Linked DNA regions of Homo sapiens: region 1 is linked to region 2. A link is a loop called in an ENCODE intact Hi-C map of the cell type or tissue named here. Cell type or tissue: Calu3. All regions are shown on one strand. Each heading gives the region's core, and the rest is flanking DNA. Links, peaks and the distances in the headings are about the cores only.

What was found. Peaks named below come from ENCODE experiments on the same cell type or tissue, not always from the same donor. Only the 100,000 strongest peaks of a DNase experiment are listed, where the experiment ranks them.
Region 1: a loop joins it to region 2, with 4 times the contacts of the local background. A loop is called at or near these places in 21 of 110 quality-filtered maps.

The regions. Positions count from the first base shown.
Region 1 is chr12:116,428,394-116,437,923 of GRCh38, reverse strand. No RefSeq gene overlaps it. Among named protein-coding and RNA genes, the nearest start is that of MIR4472-2, 4.8 kb to the right of the region's middle. RefSeq lists an enhancer at 9,425-9,530. In Calu3, for the core only: no CTCF peak of the experiment used is centred there; DNase peaks (open chromatin) are centred at 3,043 and 3,573.
Region 2 is chr12:116,278,159-116,287,688 of GRCh38, reverse strand. No RefSeq gene overlaps it. Among named protein-coding and RNA genes, the nearest start is that of MED13L, 5.2 kb to the right of the region's middle. In Calu3, for the core only: no CTCF peak of the experiment used is centred there; no DNase peak of the experiment used is centred there.

The DNA of each region.
Region 1 (9,530 bases), core at 526-8,525, 150 kb before region 2:
AATCCATAGAGACGGAAAGCACATGAGTGAGTGGTTGCCAGGGTCGACAGGGAGAGGGGCAGGGAGGGGAGAGAATAGGAGCAGAACGAGTGAATGAAAGATAGCGGGTTTAGGGTTTCCTTCTGCAGTGACAGAAATATTTTGGAACTTGATAGAGGTGGTGGTTGCAGAATCCTGGGAATGTAGTAAATGCCACTGTGTTGTACCTTTCTGTCTTTTTTTCTTCCCCTTCCTTCCTTCCTTCCTTCTTTCTTGACAGAGTCTTGCTCTGTTGCCCAGGCTGGAGTGCAGTGGCACAATCTCAGCTCACTGCAACCTCTACCTTCTGGGTTCAAGTGACTCTCCTGCCTCAGCCTCCTGAGTAGTTGGGACTATAGACGTGCGTCACCACACCTGGCTAATTTTTGCATTTTTAGTAGAGACGGGGTTTCACTATGTTGGCTAGACTGGTCTCAAACTCCTGACCTCAGGTGATCTGCCCACCTTGGTTTCCCAAAGTGCTGGGATTACAGGCGTGAGCCACCGCACCTGGCCAACAACGGTCTATTTTGCTATTGCATTTTGCTTCAGTTTTTTAAAAAATCAGTTATTATGAATGGAGGACGCGTCAGGGAGGCAGGAAAGAGGAATGATGTCCAACTCCACCCCCAGAAATACCCAAACCCACTTTTTGCCTGGTCCTGAACCCCTTTCTCCTAATGTGTGTCCAGCTCAGAGTCAGACACATAGTAGGTGCTCAACAAGTGTTGGTTTCTCCCCCTCCCCCACACTGCCAGCTCCTGGTATAAAGGGGGAAAAAATCTCATAACCAATGTAACTGCCGCACTTGAACCTTTGGACTGAATCACATCTGCCACTTAGGGAGGGTCGTGTTTGCCTTGTGCTCGGACTGCAGCCTGCACTTTGGGCTCAGTGTTATCTGCGGGCCCTGCCAGCTTGCGAAAACCCTGCCCAGCACCAGCCCACGCAGGCAGAATTACACGTTATGCTGGGTCTCCCTGCATTTTCTGAGCTGGCATCTTAATGAACTATTGATTAGGGTCTTTCGGGCCTGGCTAGGATTCCCCTTTTGCAGAGAGCTGCAAGTTCCCCTGGTTGCACCAATCGTCCTGGAAAGGCCTGGTTCCATGGCCGCTGGCCAGAGTCTGCACCTTCGGGAAAGTTTTGTTCTCAGGCAGTTCCCGAGGCTCCCTGGGCTAGAAGCTATTCTTGGGGTGTTTAGGGGGCTGTGGGGGCAGGAACAACAGCTGTGGCTCTGCTCACCTCTGTCGCTCCCAACCAGAATGTGAGCACCTGCTGCAGGCCGGGCATGGGCTAGGGGTGGATGTAGAGCTAGATGAGTTAGCTGAATCTTACATCCCAAGGAGTTCAGAGTTGAGAGAGGAGGAGGGAGAAGCAGGCAATTGCTCCTGTAAGATACACAGCAGGGACAGCTGCACAATTTGTGCAGCCCGGGGCGAAATGAAAATGCAGAGTCCCTTGTGCAAAAATTATTACGAAGTTCAAGTTGGTGACAGCAGAGCTTCGAGAGAGCATTACCCTTCTAAGCGCCAGCCCCTGTGTGGGCACTGATCTCATGCCTGTGAAACTCGCCCTGCATTAGTAGCAGCTAACATGAATTGAGCACTTACTGTATGCCTGTGGCTGTAGAGCTCAGGGGTTGGGAACACTGACTCTGGACCCAGACTCCTGAGTCAGATTCCACCTCTGCCTCTTATTAAATTACCCAGTCTCTCTGTGCCTCAGTTTCCTCATCTGTAAAATGGGAGCAATACTAATAAAGAGTGTAGACCCGTGTCTGGCCTGCAATGTCTGCTACAGAAGCATTCACTGTTAGTGAATTTACATGTATGGACTCAGCTGATCCCCACAGGAGTCTAAGAGGTTGATGCTATTTATTATTATTATTATTATTATTATTATTATTATTATTAAGACAGAGTCTCACTCTGTTGCCCAGGCTGGAGTGCAGTAGTGCAATCTTGGCTCACTGCAACCTCTGCTTCCCGGGTTCTAAGCGATTGTCCTGCCTCAGGCTCCCAAGTAACTGGGATTACCGGTGCGTGCCACCACACCTGGCTAATTTTGTATTTATAGTAGAGATGGGGTTTCACCATGTTGGCCAGGCTAGTCTCGAACCCCTGATCTCAGGTGATCCATCTGCCTCAGCCTCCCAAAGTGCTGGGATTATGGGCGTGAGCCACTGCATCTGGCCAGTGGATGCTATTATTATACCTGTTACCAGGTAGGGAAACCAGGCATATGTTACATTGGGTAATTTAACCTTAGTCATTCAGAGGTGAGGCGTGGATTTGAACCTAAATCCTCCCACAGCTGGGAGGGCCCTCGTGCTACCCCTGGCTCCGAGTCAGTGTTCACTAAATGCAGATGGAATTGCAGAATTGGTTTTGTTTTAGGCCGGGCACAGTGGCTCACGCCTGTAATCCCAGCACTTTGGGAGGCCGAGGCGGGCGGATCAGGAGGTCAGGAGATCGAGACCATCCTGGCTAACATAGTGAAACCCTGTCTCTCCTAAAACTACAAAAAAATTAGCTGGGCGTGTTGGCAGGCACCTGTAGTCCCAGCTACTCGGGAGGCTGAGGCAGGAGAATGGCGTGAACCCGGGAGGTGGAGTTTGCAGTGAGCCAAGATCGCGCTACTGCACTCCAGTGTGGGTGACAGAGCGATACTCCGTCTCAAAAAAAAAACCAAAAAAAAAAAAAAAACAGAATTGGTTTTGTTTCTTTTTACAAATCTACTTTATGCCGGGCACTTTCCTATCGCTTCATTCGCGATAGGAATGTTTATTTTTTTCCATTTTACACATGTGTGTTTTTTTTTTCCATTTTACACATGGGGGTATTTGTTTTTGTGTGTTTGTTTTTTTCCATTTTACACATGGGGGTATTAAGCTCCGCCCTAGGAGAAGCCTTTAGACCAATGCTGCCCAGCCTGGAAGTGGTGAATCGGAGACTGCCCTCCTGACTCGCTTGGATTCCAAACCCCTGGCTCTTTCCAGCCCAGCCCACGCCCCTCCGGAAGCTCTGCCCAGAAACGTGCATGGTTGGCATTGCTGAGCTTGCGAGTCCTGCATGGCCCAAATCCCATGAAAGCTGCCTGCACTGCATTAGAAGTGCAGCAAGGATGGAAGTGAGAGGTAAAATGTACATTTCAGCACAAAAGCTTGGAGAGACTTCATGATGCCCCTAGGGCCGTAGGGATCCTCTCCTCTCTCCCTGCCCCAGGCAGACAAAATAGCTAAACCACCCAGGAAGTGTCCTGACAGAAGATCTGCTCACCCATCATCTCTGTTATCCTGTGCTCTGTGGCCTCTGAACAGGAACCCCCAAAATTCAGATGAGCAAGGAAGGCAAAGGTGTCACTGAGGGCTTGGCAAAGTGCTTGCAGGGATGTCCCGAGAAGGCTTTTTCCTGACAGCCTCCTCAGAAGAATATGTGTGGATTCTTATTGCGAAACCCCCAAAGCTCAGCCCCGCCTTCAGAGACTCCGGGAATGAGCTGTGGGTGGAGGGGTGAGTTTAGCGGTGGCAGCTGATCCTTTCCAGATGCCGGGCTCCAGGCCTTGCGGGCAGCCAGGCTGGTCAGTGGCTCCTTGTCACATGCGTGCCACCAGAGGCAGAGGGACAGGGGAAAGGGGCAAGAGTCTGCTCTGAGCCAGGGACTTCCAGGAAGAGCCTGAATAGTCCTGCCCCAGGCGGCTGGTTCTTTCCTCTTAGTGAGCAGCCATGCACACATGATGATTTGCTTTCCTTTTTTTTTTTAATTAACTTCTTACTTTATGCATTTATTTATTTATTTTTCAGACAGGGTCTTGCTCTGTCGCCCAGGCTGGCACCCAGTGGTGTGATCTCTGCTCACCGCAGCCTTGAATTCCTGAGCTCAAGTCATCCTCCTACCTCAGCCTCCCAAGTAGCTGGGACTATAGGCGCACGCCACCGCAGCCAGATAATTTTTTTTACTTTTTAGTAGAGATGGGGGTCTCGCTATGTTTCCCAGGCTAGTCACAAACCCCTGGCCTTAAGCGATCCTCCCATTTTGGCCTCCCAAAGCACTGGGATTACAAGTGTAAGCCGCTGTGCCCAACCCAATTTACTTTTTATTGAAATATAATTTCAGACTTAGGAAAAAGTTGCAAGAACAATACAAAGAATTCCCATGTACCTGTCACCCAGATTTCCCAAATGTTACCACATTACCACTTTGCTGTATCCTTCCCCCACCCCCCACCCCTGTCTCTGTAGATACAGCTATAAAGAGGAGAAAAATGCTTGTTTTCTCAGACATCACACCTCTGTGAAATACTTCACTCTGAATTTCCTAAAAACAAGCAACATTGTCTTACAAAACCACAATACAATGATCAAACGTAGGGAATGAACACTGACACAGCGTTATTGTCTCATCTGAAAACTTTCTCCAGGTCTCCCCATTTGTACTGATGATGTCCTTTGTCACCAAAGGAAGCTCCAGATGTCATATGGCATTTCGTTGTCCTCTCTTTTGCTTTCTTTAGTCTGAAGCAGTTCCTGTGTCTTTTTATATCTTTCATAACACTGACATTTTTCAAGAGCACACGTCAGAGATTTTATTGAACATCCCTCAATTTGGGTTTATCAGCTGTTTCTTCATGGTTAGATTCAGGTTACGCACTTTCATTCACAGTGCATCCTATCAGCTGGCACATACTGCCAATTTGCCTCATTCTGGGGATGCTAACTTTGATCACCAGGTTGAGACTGTATTCTTTTAAGCTAAACACAAAACAAAACAAAACAAAAACAGAGAAGCGGCTGGGAGCAGTGGCTCACGCCTGTAATCCCAGCACTTTGGGAGGCTGAGGCGGGTGGATCACGAGGTCAGGAGATCGAGACCATCCTGGCTAACACGGAGAAACCCCATCTCCACTAAAAACACAAAAAATTTCCCAGGCGTGGTGGCGGGCGCCTGTAATCCCAGCTACTCCGGAGGCTGAGGCAGGAGAATGGCGTGAGCCTGGGAGGTGGAGCTTGCAGTGAGCGGAGATCGCGCCACTGCACTCCAGCCTGGGCGACAGAGCGAGACTCCGTCTCAAAAAACAAAAAACAAACAAACAAAAAAAAACAGAGAAGCCTGAATTCTAATGATATCCTAAGTCCAGCTCAGAAGCCGCAGACCACCCCCTCACCAATTTTTCTGCTCATACAGAAAAAAAAAGTTAATGTATCAGTTATCTATGGCTGCGTAACAAACCACCCCAAACCCACAGTGGCTTAAAATAACAACTGTTAGTGCTCGTGGCTCTGTGAGCCAAAGATACAGGCAGGGCCCCACTGGGCAGTTCTTCCACTTCACATGGTATCATCTGGGTTCACTCACATGGCCACACTCCCCCTGGAGCTTGACTGGAGCTGGAAGACCCAAGATGACCTCACTCACGTGTCTGGCACTTGGTTTTGGCTGTCAGCTGGGGTGCTTGGTTCTCCTCCATGTGGCCTTTCCAGAAGGATAGCTTGGGCCTCTTTACATCGTGGCTGGGTTCCAAGAAAGTGAAAATAGAAGCTGCAAGGCCTGGAAGTTGCCCAGCCTCACTTCTCCTGAGTTCTGTTGCTAAAAGCAAGGCACCGGGCCAGCCCAGATTCAAGGAGAGGATAAAGAATTCTTCCTTTGGATGGGAGGAGTGGCAAAATCCATTGCAAAAGAGCATGTGAGATGGGGTCTTTGGAAATGATCTACCTCAGTTAAGGATACAGCATACCAAGGGTGTCTCCTTGCCCACCCAGGGTAAGCTACTTTTATCAGTGTTTTCCGTCAACCCTGGAATGGAAAGTTGCGAAACAGAGAAGCGGGGGTTGCATACCTTGTGCTGGAAGGGAGGGCATAGAGGTCAACTCGTTCGCCCCCGGAATGATGGCAAGGAAGGTCCTGGGATTGGAATTGGAAGGAGGAAATAAAAGAGCGCTGAGGGCATATAGATTTTCCCCCATGTATGGTGCTGGGTCGGGTCCTTCAGATGTCCCGAATTTGGATAGGGGAGGGCTTGGACTGTGGCTGTACTACTCAGACCGTCCAGAGGGCTACAAAAGAGAAACGAGGCAGTCAGCCTTTGCTCTGCCTCTTCCAGAGGAATGTCAGTCCTTATGCTCCGAATTTTTAGTCTTCACTATTCTTTTCAATTCAGTTCAATTCCAAAGGCCTTTCTTGGGTCTCTGTTATGTAGCGATATTTATTGGGCACCTACTATGTCTGCAGGGCTCAGTGCTGAGGATAGAGGGATGGAAGTGAATCGGTCCTTGCCCTTTGGGAGCTCACAGCCTAGAGATGAAATTTACCTATAGACAAACCATTGCAGATCATTGTCAAGGAAATGCATGTATGTGAGTGGAATCCAGAGCTGAGGAGTGGCTAAGTGTGCCTGGGGACCCTAGAGAAGGAACATAAAAGGGACAATGCATGACTGATCACTCTTAAAGAAGGAGCAGATAGGCCGGCAGAGGAGGCAGCCAAGGGTTGGGGAGGGGAGGGACAGGGCAGGTTAGGAAACTACCCCTCGCTGAGAATGGTTATCAACAAGATATAGGGAGGATTCCAGGAGGGTGCAGAGAGATGAGACCAAGGGATAATCATGAACTAGAACTCTGCAATCTACTAATGCCGGTGTTTCTCGCTTTCTTCCTATTCTCTCCCAAGAGTCCTTGCCAGCCCAGGTCTAAAGTCCTTAACCTTGTAGACCACCCATTCAATAGAGACTTGGGCCAGGCATGGTGCTGCATGCCTGTAATCCCAGCTACTGGGGAGGCTGAGGCAGGAGGACTGTTTGAGGCCAGGAGACTGAGACCAGCCTGGGCAGCATAGTAAGACACCTATCTCTCTCTCTCTTTTTTTTTTTTTTTTTTTTTTCGAGACAGAATCTTGGTCTTGTTGCCCAGGCTGGAGTGCAATGGCATGACCTTGGCTCACTGCAACCTCTGCCTCCCTGGTTCAAGAGATTCTCCTGCCTCAGCCTCCTGAGTAGCTGAGATTACAGGTGCCTGCCACCACGACCAGCTAATTTTTGTATTTTTAGTAGAGATGAGGTTTCGTCATGTTAGCCAGGCTGGTCTCGAACTCCTGACCTTGTGATCTGCCCGCCTCGGCCTCCCAAAGTGCTGGGATTACAGATGTGAGCCACTGCACCTGGCCAATAAGACAGCTATCTCTAAAAAATTTTTTTTAAAAAGATTAGCCAGGTGCAGTGGTACGTGCCTGCAGGTCACAGCTACTCAAGAGGCTGAGGCAGGAAGATCACTTGAGCCAAGGAGTTCGAGACTGCATTGAGGTATGATCATGCCACTGCACCCCAGCCTGGGAGAGGGAGCGAGATCCTGTCTCTAACAAAATAAATAAATAAAATACAGACTTGAGATGAGACAGTGAGAAAAGTGGGCAGGAGGACTTTTATTTATTTATTTATTATTTTATTTTATTTTATTTTATTTTTCTCTTTTTTTTCATCATACTTTAAGTTCTAGGGTACATGTGCACAACATGCAGGTTTGTTACGTATGTATACATGTGCCATGTTGGTGTGCTGCACCCATTAACTCATCATTTACATTAGATATATCTGACAGGAGGACTTTTTAGAGAAACTTATTTCATCTCTATAACAAGGAGCTGGGAGAAAGGAGGGAGGGGAGAGTCGTCTGGGAGTTTTGGAGTTGGGATTGGGAAAAAGGAGGGCACAGCTTGTATTCAGTGTTGCTGCGGGGTTTGGACTACATACGGTATGGATTTAATTAGTATTTGATAGCTAGACTGTGGATCTTTGAATGCAACTAAGTCCGTAGAAGGAGCCATATGGGGACCCATAATTTATATGTGTTACATCTTTTTAAACATACACATATACAGTAATAAGGGAGGTCACATTTTAAAAAGGGATGCATTCTTGAAGATCTTTGCATAATTAAAACCTCAAAATAACCCAAGGATAACCCTGGGAAAGTTTCATTTATCAACTAAAGTATCGCTAACACAAGGCAATAGTGCACCATGGCTCGGCTTCATTTGGCCCATGCAGCTCCGAAATGATGCAATTATTGATGCTTTTTTTTTTTTTTTTTTTTGTCTTTTTGGAGAGGTTTACATTATTCTACATTTTGCACCCAAAGGGAGACTTCATTTCATACATTTTTTTTCTTTTTTTTCTGAGATGGAGTTTCACTTTTGTTGCCCAGGCTGGAGTGCAATGGTGCAATCTTGGCTCACCGCAAGCTCTGCCTCCCGGGTTCAAGCCATTCTCCTGCTTCAGCCTCCTGAGTAGCTGGGAATACAGGCATGCACCACCACACCCGGCTAATTTTGTTTTGTTTCGTTTTGTTTTTTTTTTTTAGTTGAGATAGAGTTTTTCCATGTTGGTCAGGCTGGTCTTGAACTCCTGACCTCAGGTGATCCGCCCACCTCGGCCTCCCTAAGTGCTGGGATTACAGGCATGAGCCACTGCACCTGGCCTTTTCTCTTTTCCTTTCTTTTTCTTTTTTTTTTTTTTTTTGAGATGGAGTCTCACTTTTGTCATCTAGGCTGGAGTGCAATGGTATGATCTTGGCTCACTGTAACCTCCGCCTTCCAGGCTCAAGCGATTCTCCTGCCTCAGCCTCCCAAGTAGCTGGGATTACAGGTGCCCGCCACTACGCCCGGCTAATTTTTATATTTTTAGTAGAGACGGGGTTTCACCACGTTGGCCAGGCTGGTCTCAAACTCCTGACCTCTGGTGATCCTCCCGCCTTGGCGTCCCAAAGTGCTGAGATTACAGGAATGAGCCATTGCGTCCGGCCATTTCATACATTTTTTATATTGTACTATTTCAAATTTGCAATTCTCTCTTTTATTTCATCTTCATGAATGAGACAATAGAGGCTTAGAAGGGTTCGGTCTTGTCCAAGATGCTGCAATGAGAAGCAAAGGCAGAGCCGGACCCCAAGCCCAGGAGAGGGGGCAAACCCCAGGCTTGAACATAGACAAACAGGCTGATCTTCCAGGGTGGGTCCTACTGTTACAGAAAAGGGGTCCCGATCCAGACCCCAAGAGAGGGTTCTTGGATTGCGCAAGAAAGAATTCAGGGAGAGTCCGCAGTGCAAAGTGAAAGCAAGTTTATCAAGGAATAAAAAAGAATGGCTACTCCACAGACAGAGCAGCTGAGAGCTGCTGGTTGCCCATTTTTATGGTTATTTCTTGATGATATGCTAAACAAGGGATGGATTATTCATGCCTCCCCTTTTTAGACCAGATAGGGTAATTTCCCGACGTTGCCATGGCATTTGTAAACTGTCATGGTGCTGGTGGGAGTGTAGCAGTGAGGACGACCAGAGGTCACTCGTCGCCATCTTGGTTTTGATGGGTTTTGGCTGGCTCCTTTATTGCAGCCTGTTTTATCAGCAAGGTCTTTATCACCTGTATTCTGTGCTGACCTTCTGTCTCACCCGTGACTTAGAATGCCTTAACCGTCTGGGAATGTAGCCCAGTAGGTCTCAGCCTCATTTTACCCAGTTCCTA
Region 2 (9,530 bases), core at 1,013-9,012:
CACAACTTGCTAACATTTACAGAACCTGTTGTGATTAAGTGGGAAGCAAGCTACTGAAAAATCTACAACAAGAAGTCAGCAAAGTAAGATCAAGAGACTATAAAGTAAACAATATATAGAGAATGAAATGTAATTTATTTCCTTGGGGAAGCGATCTGTACCGACAGCAGCAACAGAGTGACTCTATACACAAACTCCATTTCCATCCACGATAGACTCTTGCAGTCAGCGCATCTGAAAATAGAGAAATTGTGCTCACAATTTAAAAAACCAATTGATGATGATTCTCCAACATCCTAAGAGTTTGGCAGTCCACCTTTTTTTTTTTTTTTTTTTTTTTTTTTTTTTTTTTTTTTTTTTTTTTTTTTGAGACGGAGTCTCGCTCTGTCACCCAGGCTGGAGTGCAGTGGCATGATCTCGGCTCACTGCAAGCTCCGCCTCCCGGGTTCACGCCATTCTCCTGCCTCAGCCTCCCATGTAGCTGGGACTACAGGCGCCTGCCACCACGCCCAGCTAATTTTTGTATTTTTAGTGAGATGGGGTTTTACCATGTTGGTCAGGCTGGTCTCGAACCCCTGACCTCGTGATCCACCCGCCTCGGCCTCCCAAAGTGCTGGGATTACGGGCGTGAGCCACCGCGCCCGGCTTGGCAGTCCATTTTAAGAAGGGAAAACTGAGACCCAAGCAGGAGAGGTGAGCTCCCCTGCTTGCATCACCTTTGATGAGAATTTAGTACCCACGTGACTAGAGAAGCCCAAGAAACCTGTCACTGGGGCAAAGGGAAGACAAAGGGATGACTTGAATTTCACGTGTGGTGTTTTGTTTTTGTTTTGTTGTTTTTTGAGATAGAATCTCGCTCTGTTGCCCAGGCTGGAGTGCAGTGGTACAATCTCGGCTCAGCAACCTCTGCCTCCTGGGTTCAATGCCTCAGCCCCCCGAAGAGCTGGAATTACAGTCATGCGCCACCACGCCCGGCTAATTTTTGTATTTTTAGTAGAGATGGGGTTTCACCATGTTGGCCAGGCTGGTCTCAAACTCCTGGCCTCAAGTGATCCGCTCGCCTCAGCCTTCCAAAGTGCTGGGATTACAGGTGTGAGCCACTGCGCCTGGGCAGGGGTGCTTTTAAATAAAAGATCTGTTGCAGAAAGCAAGATCTGGCCCCGGGGGCAGGGACCCAGCCAGCAGGAAGCCAGTACACCTGTGCTTGAGAACAAGAAATGTCTTCTTGGCCGGGTGCGGTGGCTCAGCCCGTAATCCCAGCACTTTGGGAGGCCGAGGCAGGCGGATCACAAGGTCAGGAGATCGAGACCATCCTGTGAATGGCGAAACCCCGTCTCCACTAAAAATACAAAAAAAAAAAACATTAGCCGGGCTTGGTGGCGGGTGCCTGTGGTCCCAGCTACTCGGTAGGCTGAGGCGGGAGAATGCCGTGAACCTGGGAGGCGGAGCTTGCAGTGAGCTGAGATTGCGCCACTGCACTCCAGCCTGGGCGACAGAGTGAGACTCTGTCTCAAAAAAAAAAAAAAAAAAAAAAAAAAAGAACTGTCTTCTCAGGCCTGAGGACTCAAGGTGCCAGAGAGTTTGGAGGAACTGTGTGTGATCCCTGGAGGATGGTGGCCTTTGTCTAACATGCCAGGACCTGGATATGGGTACTCAAAGAGGAGTATTGCCAGGGTAGGGTGGCTAGATCAGTTGCCTTCCTACCCATCCAGACCTTGCTGAAATCCCTAATTAAGGCCACCGTTAAAGAGACATTTGTCTTCCTTACAAAGCCCCTCTGGGAGCCTGGGCGCTTAGACCTGGCCTGGGGCATAGAAAACAGAAAGGGTGAGATGTTCTGGCAGAGTTGGCAGAGAAGTTGGCATCTTCCCTACCAGAGTGAGACCTGGCTCAGGGCCACCTGGACAGCCCCTTACTTTCATGAGCCTTGAACTCACACTTACACACCCCTGGAGAAAAAAAGTTAGAGAATCTACACCTCATGAACACTCTCCTTTTCTTTTCTTTTCTTTTTTCTTTTCTTTTCTCTTTCTTTCTTTCTTTCTTTCTTTCTTTCTTTCTTTCTTTCTTTCTTTCTTTCTTTCTTTCTTTCCTTCTTTCCTTTATTTCTTTCTTTCTTTCTTCTTTCTTTCTTTCTCTCTCTTTCTTTCTTTCTTTCTTTTAAAAGACAGAGTCTCATTCTGTAACCCAGGCTGTAGTGCCATGGCACGATCTCACTCTCTTTTCTTAAAAATGATTTTGTTCCCCTAAAACCTGAGTTGGCTGTTGTACATTGGGACCATTCAGGTTTCTGGTGTATGTGTGTGTGTGTGTGTATATATATGTCTGTCCAGAGAAAGCAGAATTTAGTTCCAGGTGACACATTTCACCACCTGTGATGGCCATAGCCTGCAATGTGTAAGAAACTTAGTGGAGGCCAAAAAAAGTATAAATATAGAAATATAGTTCACCCCTTTTTTGGTCAAACAGCAGCAGTGTCATCAAAGAAAAATATCAGGGGACACTGTTCAGAACTTCCTTAGGCTTTATGATGGGCTATTTGAAAGCAATTCATTGTGGGCTACTAGAATCAGCATTACCCCAGGCAAAGAGGCCTTCTTAAGTGTACAAAAGGTGTAGGCAAAATGCCACTAAATCCAGTTAAATTAATCTCATTGGAACTGCTAGCAACTCAAATAATTGCTTAAATTACTTCTTTGGTGGTGTTTCTTGGAGTTCGTCCTCCTCCTTTGTTTTATAAAAAGGAGCTCTGGAGGTTAATGATAAAGCTGACATGTATTAACACTTACTATGTATCAGGCAGGTACCAAGTGCTTTGTGTACAGTAACTCACTGAATGGCCACAATAGTTCTAGGAGGCTGGTATGAACATGACCTTGCTTTAGGGATGAGAAAAGCCAGGTACAGAGAGTTTAAATCACAGCCCAAGGTGGTCAGAAGAGTAATGGCAGAGCTGGGATTTGAACCAGGTCTTGTCCAGCTCTAAAGCACTTGCTCTTACTCATGCCTCAACCAGTGACCTGCAGACACTGCCTCTCCAAATCGGCGATAACTGCTGTTGTTTTTACTTCATCCTCTATACTGTCTTAGGGGAGAGGTTGGAACAATTAGGAAATCCTTAGTGGTTATGAGCAAAACTGTTATTGCCCAAGACAGCGTAGCTCGATTGGTATAAAACCATTTAAGAGGAGACTTGAAACATCTCAACTTAAAAATTGAATTATGAAAGGGAATGAAAAGTATCAGCCTACCGCATGAAAGATGTTCAGAAAATCTTTATGCAATTATGGAATGAATTATCTTGTCCATGCCAGGAGAGAGTGACCAAAGACCAGGTTCTGTCATTGTGCCAAGCTTCTTATTGGTCTCATTGGAACTGAACTTGGTTCTCTTTTGTTTTAAGCTGCTAACAGCAAACAACTCAAGAGGAAATGCAGATGGTTGCAATGCCTAAGAGAAGATCAACCTCACTAGAGTTTCAGGGAAAGCAAATGCAGGCTGGGCACGGTGGCTCACATCAGTAATCCCAGAACTTTGGGAGGCCGAGGTGGGCGGATCACTTGAGGTCAGGAGTTTGAAACCAGCCTGGCCAATATGGCAAAAACCCCTCTCTACTAGAACTACAAAAATTAGCCGTGCGTAGTGGTGCACACCTGTAACCCTAGCTACTCGGGAGGCTTAGGTAGGAGAATCTCTTGAAGCCAGGAGGCGGAGGTTGCAGTGACCCAAGATCACATCAGTGCACTCCAGCCTGGGTGACAGAGCGAGATTCTGTCTCAAAAAAAAAAAAAAAAAAAAGCAAACAAACGATACCATTTTTTCACCTATCAGGTTGGCAACAATTTTAAAAGATTTGGCAACATCCAAATGCTGGCAAAATTGTAAGGAAGTGTACACTCTTCCTGTATAGCTCCAGGGACTGTGAAATGTGAATTGCTGCAACCTTTGGGGGAAAGTCTTCTGGCTGTATTTATTAACAATAAAAACACACATTTATTAACAATAAAAAAGCAATCCTATTTTGGGGATTTTATTCCACAGGAATAAAACTGTCGGTACATAAGGATATATGGATAAGGCTATTTATTGCACCCTTATTTAAAGTAGGAAAACACTGGAAAATCCCTGAATGTTCAGGAATAGGGGAATAATTGATAAATTATGGCACAGATGTTCTATGAAACATTACACAACTAATAAAAGAATGAGTTAGATGCAGATATATAGGTCTAGAGGTGTATTTGTGACAAACTATTAAGTGGAAAAAGCAGATTGCAAAGTAATATATGTGACACGATCCCATTTTCATAAAAAGTAAAAAAAAAAAAATTCCCTTAGAAATGTGTCTTTAAGTTGTGTTGGTTGGTATGAGTCTGGAGGAAAGAGAGTGATTATCTACAACCACGTGTGAACTTTGGTTATCTCAGTGGGGTAGAGGGAAGAGTATTCCCCTTTTCTTGGTATATTTTTATAGCTGGCATTCTGTACTTTTGTCATTTGCAATGAAATAAATCCAATAAAGTTTAGGTTATACAGGGAAAAACCCTTCATGTGATATGACTGGGTGATGCTCCTTCCTGTATAAGAATGCACAAGTGGCTGTGAGGGTTATAATGTATTGATCACCACCTTTGGAGTCAGGCACTGTGCTAAGAACTTTCCCTGAGCTATCACTCTGGGAGGTCAATGCACAGGAAGAAATGAGGGTCACAGGGGTTAAATGACCTGCTCGAGGCCGCACAACTAGAGCACGACAGAGCGGAGATTGGAACCCAGGTGTCTCTTATTCTGAAGCGACATTCTTAACTCCTGCAAAATGCTCCCACACTGCAGCTCTGGCAGCTTCCTGCGGTCTTTCTAATAGATGGTTCCTCCTCTGGTCATATTTTTGCTTCCATTTTCTCTCTGCCATTACATTTAGTAACCATGAAAGGGAACTAACCTGTCGTTCTAAGACCTGGGACTTCAGTTGCCCGCTGGGCAGCAGGCAATCTCACAAATGGGGAAACCAAGTCATGAGGATGGTTATCAGGTGCCTTCCACAGAGGGAACTGGACTGCGACAGAGGGAACTGGACTGCGACGTCTGTGAGCTTTGTTCCTTGCTGCTTCCTGTTAGTCAGTTGATGGTTTTGTTTTGTTTTCTTTTAATCTTATCTCCTGAGGTTTCTCATCAACTCCCATTGCTTTCTCTATTGAGTAAGAATTCTGTGGATCTTTATCAGTAATTTCAACCGTGCAGTGTCAAAGAATTTCACTGCTAGAAATGATCTGAAAGATCACCCGAGTTGCTGTTTTCACACACGAGGAAACTGAGGCCCTGAAAGTTTGACTGGCTTGTCCAGGATCATAGGCTGCTCCGTAGTGCATTTGAGACTGCAACTGGCTGCCATTGGGTTCCCATTCTGTATTCATGGTGTCAGCACAGCTACAAGCAGCACTTCTAGTGTTTTCTCCTTCTCTTTGGGGTCTCTGACAGCCAAGAAAATCTTTGTGGATGAGGGTATTTTTCTTTCTTCTTTTTTGTTTTCTCTATTTGCTTTAAGTTTACTTTTATGATGCCATTTGATTGATTACTCTGTTTTCAATTTTATTTATTGATTTTTGTTGTTTATAACTTACTGCACTGAATGGATATGTATACATTTGGTTATTTTATTTTATTTATTTATTTTTGAGACAGAGGCTCACTCCATCGCCCAGGTTAGAGTTTAGAGTGCAGTGGCAGGAGCTTGGCTCACTGCAACCTCCACCTCCCAGGTTCAAGCAATCTCCTGCCTCGGCTTTCCAAACAGCTGGGATTATAGGCACGCATCACCATGCCCGCCTAATTTCTGTATTTTTAGTAGAGATGGGGTTTCACCATGTTGGCCAGGCTGGTCTTGAACTCCTGACCTCAAATTATCCACTCACCTTGTCCTCCCAGTTCTAGGATTCTAGGATTGCAGGCATGAGCCACAGCACCCGGCCAACATTTGGTTATTTTAAACAAAGGAAAAAAGAAAATGCAAACAGTATGGTAAAAAGTAATCCCACTCCAACTCCCAGTCCCCCTAGTTCCCCTCCTTAGAGGCAACTAATGTTACTACTAGTTTCTTGTTACCCTTCCTGAGGTATCTCAATAAATAATCTATTTTTGAGATTATTCCATATTAGTGCAAATAGCACTAACTCATTATTTTTAATGGCTGCATGGGAGTAAATTATATTGTTAACTATTCCCCAAATGATGGACATGTTTCTAGTTTGTACCCTACAAACAATGCTATAGTTCATATCCCTGCACTGCATGTCTTTATACAATCGTACAAGTATCTCTGTTGGATAAACTTCTAGAAGTCGAACAGCTGGGTCAAAGGCTGTGTGCATTATAGATTTTGATGCTAGTTGAACGGACATCCAAAGCTATGGTGTTAATTTATATTCCCACCAGCAGTGTATGAGAGTCCTACTTCTCTCTACATTTGTCTAAGCTTTTAAAATACTGTCAATACTTCTTGTGGCTTTAATTTCTGCTTTTTCTTATGATGAGTGTGTTAGTCGGCTCCAGCTGCTATAACAAATTACCATAGACTGGGTGGCTTTAAACAACAGACATTTACTTCACACAGTTCTGGAGGCTGGGAAGTCCACGATCAGGTGCTGGCCATTTCAGTTCCTGGTAAGGACCCTCTTCTTGGTTATGTCTTCACACAGTAGAGAGAGAGAAGCAAACTCCCTTGTGTCTCTTCCTACAACGGCACTAATTCCATCACGAGGGCTCCACTCTTATGCTAATTACCTCCCAAGGGCTCCACCTTCAAATATCTTTACAGTGGTGAGTAGAGTTTCAACATATGAAGTTTGGGGAGGACACAAACATTCAGCCAATAACAACGAGTGAGGTTGAGTAACATTTTATATACAATCAAGTGTCAATGATGGGGATGTGTTCTGAGAAATGTAACACTGGTGATTTCCTCATTGTGCAAACATCATAAAGTGCACTTGCACAAACCTAGATGAGATAGTCTACTGCACAGCTAGGCTAAATGGTATAGCCTATTGCTCCTAGGCTACAAACCTGTATGGCATGTTACTGTACTGAATACTGTAGGCAGTTGTAATATAATGGTGTTTGTGTATCTAAACACATCTAAGCTTAGAAAAAGTACAGTACAAATATGGTATTATAATCTTATGGGACCACTGTCATATATGTGGTCCACTGTTGTCCAAAATGTAGTACATGACTGCATTTAAAAGCTGGTCTTCTCTATTCTGTAAACTGTCCAAGTCCTTTATTCATGTTTCTATTAGGTTTTGCTCTGAAAGATTTATCATTAGTATTTGATTTTTCGAGAGAGGGTCTCCGTCACACAGGCTGAAGTGCAGTGGCAAGATCATGGCTCACTGTAGCCTCAAATTCCTAGGCTCAATCGATCCTCCTATCTCAGCCTCCCAGGTAGCTGGGACTACAGGTGAGCACCTGGCTAATTCTTTTGTAGAGATGGGAGTTTGTCATGTTGCCTTGGCTGGTCTTGAATTCCTGGACTCAAGCGATCCGCTGGCCTTGGCCTCCCAAAGTGCTGGGACTACAGGTGTGAGCCACTGCACCTGGCCTATTACTATTTCTACTTAAACCTAAACATGCTGAAGAATGACAATTTGGTCACCAGGTGAGTAGGATAGAACTACCTTCACCTCTGATGTAAATATATGGAATCTGGATATGATGGGCATTATACCCTCGAATTGCTCAGGCCTAAGTAACACCGTGTATGTTGACAGAGTGGTTTTTTTTTTTTTTTTTTACTTTTACCAACAGTATCTTTATTTATTTATTTATTTATTTTTTTGATGGAGTCTCACTCTGTCGCCCAGGCTGGTGTGTAGTGGTGCAATCTCTGCTCACTGCAACCTCTGCTTCCTGGGTTCAAACGATTCTCTTGTCTCAGCCTCCCAAGCAGCTGGGACTACGGGCACACGCCACCACACCCGGCTAATTTTTGTATTTTTAGTATTTTTAGTAGAGACAGGGTTTCATCATGTTGGCCAGGCTGGTCTCGAGCTCCTCACCTCAGTTGGTCTGCCCGCCTTGGCCTTCCAAAGTGCACGGATTACAAGCGTGAGCGACTGCATCCGCTCATCAACAGTATCTTAATAGAAATTCTCAATATTGGCCTGAGGTCATTGGGTCAGCAATCAGGATCAATTTTTGAGATTAGGAAATGAGGCTCAAAGAGTTAAACTATGTTGGTCAAAATAATGCAATTAGAGGGATGGCAAAGCCAGCCAGAGGCATCTTTCTAAGGAGCCTCCTGAATTCATGCTCGGGCTCTGGAGTCAGAAGGACCTGAGTTTGAGCCATGTACTAACTGAGAGATTGGAGATGTCACTGCACACCTCTGAGTTTTACCTAATTACAGCCTAAGAATAATAACAGTATCTACTTTAGGTGGTTGTTCTGCGGATTATGTGAAATAATGTAGGTAACGACATTCATTGTAACAATATGTTGCATGATAATACACATTATAACATGTTGCTCATGAGTTTTGCTTTAGCAGTATTTGTGGTAGTTCCAAAACTCAGTTCACGTGTCTTAAGACTTCTCTTATTATACACTCTCATCTCTTCCCTGCTTTCTACTCTTCCTTTTTTTTTTTTTTTTTTTTTTTGAGACAGGGCCTCTCTCTGTCACTCAGGCTGGAGTACGGTGATGCGACCTCGGCTCACTGGGCTCACTGCAGCCTCTGCCTCCAGGGCTCAAGTTATCCTCCCACCTCAGCCTTTCGAGTAGCTAGGGCTACAGGCACATGCCACACTACGCCTGGCTAATTTTTGTATTTTTGTATTTTATTTTTTTTGTCATGACGGGGGTTCTTGCTACATTGCTCAGGCTGGTCTTAAACCTCGGCTAGGATTACCGGCGTGAGCCACTGTGCCAGCCATCCACTCTTCCTCTTTTAGCTTAATCTACCTGAAACAGCTGATTGTTCCATGTTTGGAGGCGTATTAGTGAAGACATTGTTTTCTCCTCCCCCTTTTCGGGGATCCATTTCTTGAGGACTGGGAGAGCTTCTCTTCATAGCAGCACTCCTCCGGACTCCCAGGCCATATACACTCAGGAAATGTTGGTTATCCAATGAATGACGCCAGGAAGAAGGGTCTGCTCCCAACACGGCCTTAGCACAGTGCCTGGAAGTTATAACAGATTCTGGCACACAGCAGGAGCTCAGGAAACATTTATGTAATGAATGAATGAATGAATGAATGAGTGCACACAGTAACTAGGAGTAAGGGCTCAATAAACATTTCTGTATTAAACGCACAGTGTCTGGAACACAGTAAGCGCTCCGTCTATGGCAGCCGTGAATATCCCTGGGCGAAGCCTGTGAAACCTTGTCCAAGAGCTTGGCTTCACTGTGCGCGGGTTCGAATCTGGACTCCTCTTCCCAAGTGTGCGACCTCGGGCAAGTGATTTAATCCCTTTGTGCTTTAGTTTTCTCCTCTGCAAAAGGCGGACGGCGGCGCGAGCCTCTGAGGACA